Regions from separate parts of the Homo sapiens genome. Here region 1 is linked to region 2. Evidence: chromatin loops called from intact Hi-C (ENCODE). Cell type or tissue: OCI-LY7. All regions are shown on one strand. Links, peaks and the distances in the headings refer to the core of each region. The heading gives the core; the rest is flanking DNA. Region 1 overlaps ATRNL1 (attractin like 1). Region 2 overlaps ABLIM1 (actin binding LIM protein 1).

Region 1 (2,924 bases), core at 310-2,809, 870 kb after region 2:
GAATTCTGCAAAGTCTTTCAGTTTGATTCTTAACAAGGTGGTGTTGGTTTGTTTTTTCTGTTAATTTTCTGTGCTTGACTATTGAAAACTTAGAATTGGGATGCCAAAGTTACTTCCTACACAAGAACATATAGTTTCATCCTTCCAAGAAATTTGTAGTTTAGAGAAAATAAAATTTCAACCATTCCTTTGTAAAACTTATACTGTGTTGAAGGTAAATATATTATAGTAATTTTCAGTTCAATATATGATTATGTAATTTGAATAAACCAAATATTGTTAACAAAAAAGAAAATGTTATAACTTTCATATTAGAGAAATGAGTTTGTATCCTTGAGCTTTTTAAGTCAATATCTCAGTATTATCACTTTGAAAACACTTGAGGGAGAGTGATACCAGCAAGATGGCAGAATAGGAGATAACCTACTAATATTTCTTCACAACAACAAGAACTCTGCACTTATCTACTGACAAAAGTCACTGGCAGGAGCCTCAGGAGTCAGGTAGGAGGGTGTGAAAGCCCACTGGAGCCCAAGGCCCAAAGAGGGTTGTTTTGAGAATGCAGACTGGCACCCAGGTAATAGATGCATTAATTTTGCTTCCAGGTTCAAGCCCAGAAATGGCCCTGATCCCCAAGGGATTTGACTACAGCCCTGTTTGGCCTTGAGCCTGCAACTAAAATCATCTTCTAAGGGGTCTAGGAGCAATCATGTGTACTAGTGTAAGAGACTTGTTTGCCCACTGATATCAGTCTCTGCAGTGAACCTAGAAGTAGTCCTGTGGCTCGACTCCAGCCCTCTACAGTTGAGTTCCCAGCACAGAACTGCTCACACAAAACCCCAGAGGGAGACTTGCCCATATCCTGCAGATTGTGAGTCTGAGCCTCCTTGATAGGCTTGCCAAACTTATCTTTCAGTAGTACCCAGGTTGTCATCTCACAGCACATCCTGAGGGATCCAGTCTGACCCCCAGCTCCCCCCACTGTAGTCAGGTAACTATCATATCTGTGCAGGGACCTGCTAGGAGATGTGCAACCATCTGAGGAATTGAGGTGGGCTATCCAACCTTTGTCCCACAGTAGATCCTGAGGGGACCCAGCCTCAGATTTGGCCCCTCCTGCTGCAGTTGGTGACATATCTCTCACCTGTTCAGAGACCTCCTGGGAGGCATGATTGTCTGGGGCACTGGGATAGTCTTCTGGGCTAGGTTTCCTGGCCAGCTTTCCCACACAGCCCAGTTACCCTCCTTGGATCTTCCCTAGGTCCATCTGCCCTGCAGAGCCCTGCCAACCTTGGAGCCCTCCTGAGACTTGTGGCAGATATGGGCTTAGACTGCCCTCTAGTGTTTAGGGAGTTGCAGTGGTCATGGGCTCAGAGAACACAACAGTCAGTCCCCTTAGAAACTCTGGAAGGCCCTCTGAAGAAGGATGAGCAAAAACAAAACTAGACTAGGAAGACTGGAATAAACACCTGATCTCTCAGTGCACACACATTGTTGCATGTCCATAAGCATCAAGATCATTCAGGGAAATCTGATCTCACCAAACAGACAAAATAAGGTGCCAGAGACTGGCCCTAAGGTGATGGAGACATGTGGTCTTTCAGACAAAGAATTCAAAATAGCTGTTTTTAGAAAGTTCAATAAATTTACTGAAGCTCAAACTTCAGTAAAATTCAGAGAAGCAATCAGAAATACATGAACAAAACTTAAGAGATTGAAATATTAATAATAAAAACAAATGGAAATCCTGGAGGTGAATGAAATGAATGAGTGAAATGAAATACAATGAATGAAATAAAAATGGAATAGAGAGCATCATCAGCACAATAGATCAAACAAAAGAAAGAATTAGTGAGTTCAAAGGTAGGCTATTTGAGAACATAGTCAGAGGTGAAAGAACCAAAAGAATGAAAAGGGCCAAAGAAAGCTTACCAGATCTGTGGGACAACATCAAAATAACACATTTGTGTTATTAGAATTCAAGAAGGAGTTGAGAGACAAAGGGGCCAAAAACTTATTAAAAATAATAACAGAAAACTTTTCAAGCCTGGGGAAAGATGTGAATGCCCAATTATAGCAAAGTCAAAGGTCACCAGATTCAATCCCAATAAGAATACCACAAGGCATGTCACAATTAAACTCACAAAGATCAATGACTAAGAGAGGGTCTAGAAAGAAGTGAGAAAAAAGAAGCAAATAACATTTAAGAGAGATCTAATATAACTGGCAGCATATTTCTCAGCAGAAACCTTTCAGGGCAGGAGGGAATGTGACAATATATTCAGAATGTGGAAGGAAACTACCTGCCAACCAAGAATACTATAGGCAGAAAAGGTGTATTTTAAAAATGAAGGAGAGAAGGACTTCTGCAGACAAACAAAAGCTGAGGGAATTAATGGCCACCAGACCAATTCTGCAAAAAATGCTGAAGAGAGCTCTTCAAACTTAAAGAAAAGAATACTTACATTGATTGTTAGGCTAATACTGTAATTTTGTTGTATAAACCACATTTATCTTTGTATAAAGAATGAACGACAAAACTATAAAAAACTACAATAATTTGTTAAGAGATAGACAATATGAAAAATATAAGCTGTGACATCAAAATTCAAAATATGGAAGGATAATGAGTTAAAATGTACCATTTTTGTTGTTTTCTTCTTTCCTTTGCGATCAAAATTAAGTTTTTATTGGTTTAAAATAACTTATTATGACTATAAGATGTTTTTGTGAGTCTCATGGTAATGAAAAAGCTAAAAGCTATAATAGATAACACTAAAAAAGTAAGGAATAAAACACATTACTAGAGTGAATCACATAACCACAAAGGAAGCCTTTAAGAGAGGAAAAAAGGAAAAAATATCTAGACAACTAAAAAAGAAGTTACACAATCGTGATAGTCATCCCTTACCTATCAATAACTA
Region 2 (2,924 bases), core at 226-2,725:
CCAGAACTTTGGGAGGCCGAGGCGGATGGATCACCTGAGGTCATGAGTTCAAGACCAGCCTGACTAATGTGGTGAAACCCTGTCTCTACAAAATACAAAAAATTAGCCGGGCATGGTGGTGCACGCCTGTAATCCCAGCTACTCAGGAGGCTGAGGCAGGAGAATTGCTTGAACCTGGGAGGCAGAGGTGCAGTGAGCTGAGATCATGCCATTGCACTCCAGCCTGGGCAACAAGAACGAAGCTCCGTCTCAATAAATAAAGTAATTAAATAAATAAATAAAATTACCCAGCATAAGCCCAAATGCTGTGAAAACTCCTCCAAACTGCACCCAGAGTGGGCTCACAGTTCCTCTGGCTTCCCTCTTGCTGCAGCTAGTTTAACCCGTTCTTTTTCTTTTTTTTTAATGACAGGTGTATTTCTGGCGATCTTGGACAGTGGGTGTTCACATAACCTTGAGATCCAGTAATTATTTTATGTCTAAGATTTTATTCTACAAATATATTTGCAAAAGCACATATGTGCATGCATATGTTCCCTACAGCATTTCTCTAATAACAAAAACTGGAAATAGGCTATATGGACCATCAGTGAAGGGCCAGTTAAATAAATTATAGTATAGTTGATAATGGAATACTATGGGCTGTTCAAAAGAACGAGGCAGATTTGTGCTCTGGCATGGAAAGATGTTCAAAATAGATCAAGTAAAAAAAGCAGGCCATAGAACAGTAAGCATAGCATAAGCTCATTCATAAAAAAGTAGTAAAGAAAATGGTGTGTGTGTCCTAGTCCCAGAATAGAACATTTCTGGGGGAAAACATTAAAAATTCTTAAGAAACTTCCCTCTCTGGAGGAGGACTTTACTGTTTAACTTCACATCCTCTGTGTTGTTTGAATTTTTAAACCATGATAATGTAAAAAATTTGACTATTTATAAAATTTAAAAATATAAGTTCTGAATATTGCAAATTAGAATTTCTTAATGTATGGCCCATTATCTAGTACACATATGAGTGTGTATTAGATGGTCATATGCATATGAGTGTATATTAGATGGTCATAAAAGATTAAGCATTTTTTTAAAAGCTGGGGTTTATATGAATTCCAACATCTGACCAAAATTTTTATAAAAGGAATCTCACATCTGGTAGTTTACTATAAAGATAAAAATGGAAGGCCACGATATTAGTTTAAAAATATAATTTTTAAAGTTTAGGAGCACAGTATGGATGTAAGAAAACTGATAGTTTTTTTTAAAAAAAAGACTACTTTTAGAGCAGGTGTAGGTTCACAGCAAAATTGAGCAGAAGGTACGGAGATTTCTGATACAACCCCAGTCCCTCCCCGTGCACAGCCTCCCCCATTAGCAACATCCCCCACCAGAGTGGAACCATTGTTATAATTGATGAACTGACACTGACACATCATGATAGCCCAGAGTCCACAGCTTACATTAGGGTTCAGTCTTGATGTTGGACATTCTGAGTTTGGACAAAGGTAGTAATGACATGTACCCGCTCTTATAGTATCATACAGAGTAGTGTCACTACCCTAAAAACTCTCTGTACCCCATCTATTCATCCCTCCCTCCTCCTAACTCCTGGAAACCACTGATCTTTTCACTGTCTACATAGTTTTGCCTTTTCCAGGATGAAATGGACAATTTTTTAATCCAAGTCTAACTGAAATTTTTCTTTATTCTTCTAATTACATAATTCCCACTAGGTGGCAGCAAAGATTTTAATAATAAGGAAGATGCTGTTCAATAGAATTTTTAAAAGAGAAAATCAACTTTCAGAGATGGCTTTTCATTTCTACAAATGACAATGGATGGGCTCAGGGAGGTTGACAGAGCTGTTTGCAGTCTCTCTGCTGCACCAAAAGTGAGGTCCAGGGAGGTGGATGGTGTGGGGAAGGTAGGAGCAGCATGGGCATTGGTGTCAGGAAGACTCGGGCAAGTTACTCTCTCCGAACCCTCATTTCTTCATCTGTAAAATGCGGACAACAGCCATTGCCTAGGCTGCTATCAGGAAGAAAAGAGATCATGCACTGTAAAGTGTTTTGCATAATACAATGCTTGGTACATGTGAGCCACTCAATAGACTCCCTTTTTCCTCGGTTAGGAGCAGTTAGGTCTTGGGCTCTTTACAACCACCTCAGTGCCCAGACATCCCAGAGCTATGAAATAAGCAAAGACACAATTTGAAAATAAAGACCACTGTTAGGGGATAGAAAGTCTTGAGGGCTTGGCCTGCAGCCAATCAGAGGCTGAAGCGGAGTTACACTCTATACAAATGAAGGACTGGCCCACGGCCAATCAGAGGCTGAAGCGGAGTTACACTCTATACAAATGAAGGACTGGCCCATGGCCAATCAGAGGCTGAAGTGGAGTTACACTCTATATAAATGAAGGACTGGCCCAGGGCCAATCAGAGGCTGAAGTGGAAACTTGACCTGCAAACAATCAGAGACTGAAGTGAAAGATTGGCCCATGACCAACCAGAGGCTGAAGTTTTCCTTTTGATTTAATTCTAAGAAGTCAACTTCAGATTCGCCTTAGGCTCCCAGTCTCTAGACCCTATTTTCCTGCCTCACCACTATGATCATTCTGCACTGAGGGCTTTCTAGAATCAGGTACCACGTGAGGGCTTTGTAAACATGGTACCATTTAGTTTTCACAATCATTCTAGTCAAAGTGCCTTGCAGACTGGAAGCTCTCTGACTTCACAGGTGGTATCTATACCATTGAGCTCCTCCATGCCCTGCACGGTGCCTCATGGGGGACAGCCACTCTACATGTTTTATAGAAAAATATTCACTGAATGCTTACCAGCCAGCTGGTAAGGTTGGGCTGCAAATAAAGGCTAAGGTTAGGCCTCCTTCCTGCCAATCCCTATGATACACATCAAGCAAATCAACAAAGAG

What was found. Peaks named below come from ENCODE experiments on the same cell type or tissue, not always from the same donor. Only the 100,000 strongest peaks of a DNase experiment are listed, where the experiment ranks them.
Region 1: it touches region 2 in a loop (7-fold over the local background); 2 of 110 quality-filtered maps call a loop at or near these places.

Annotation. Positions count from the first base shown.
Region 1 is chr10:115,416,516-115,419,439 of GRCh38, forward strand. All of the region lies in intron 20 of ATRNL1 (attractin like 1), which reads left to right. Among named protein-coding and RNA genes, the nearest start is that of ATRNL1, 320 kb to the left of the region's middle. RefSeq lists a silencer at 1,253-1,352. In OCI-LY7, for the core only: CTCF peaks have their summits at 1,353 (motif pointing left) and 1,557; a DNase peak (open chromatin) is centred at 1,336.
Region 2 is chr10:114,549,133-114,552,056 of GRCh38, forward strand. The region is part of intron 4 of ABLIM1 (actin binding LIM protein 1); the gene reads right to left. Among named protein-coding and RNA genes, the nearest start is that of ABLIM1, 110 kb to the right of the region's middle. In OCI-LY7, for the core only: CTCF peaks have their summits at 1,733 (motif pointing right) and 1,932; a DNase peak (open chromatin) is centred at 1,749.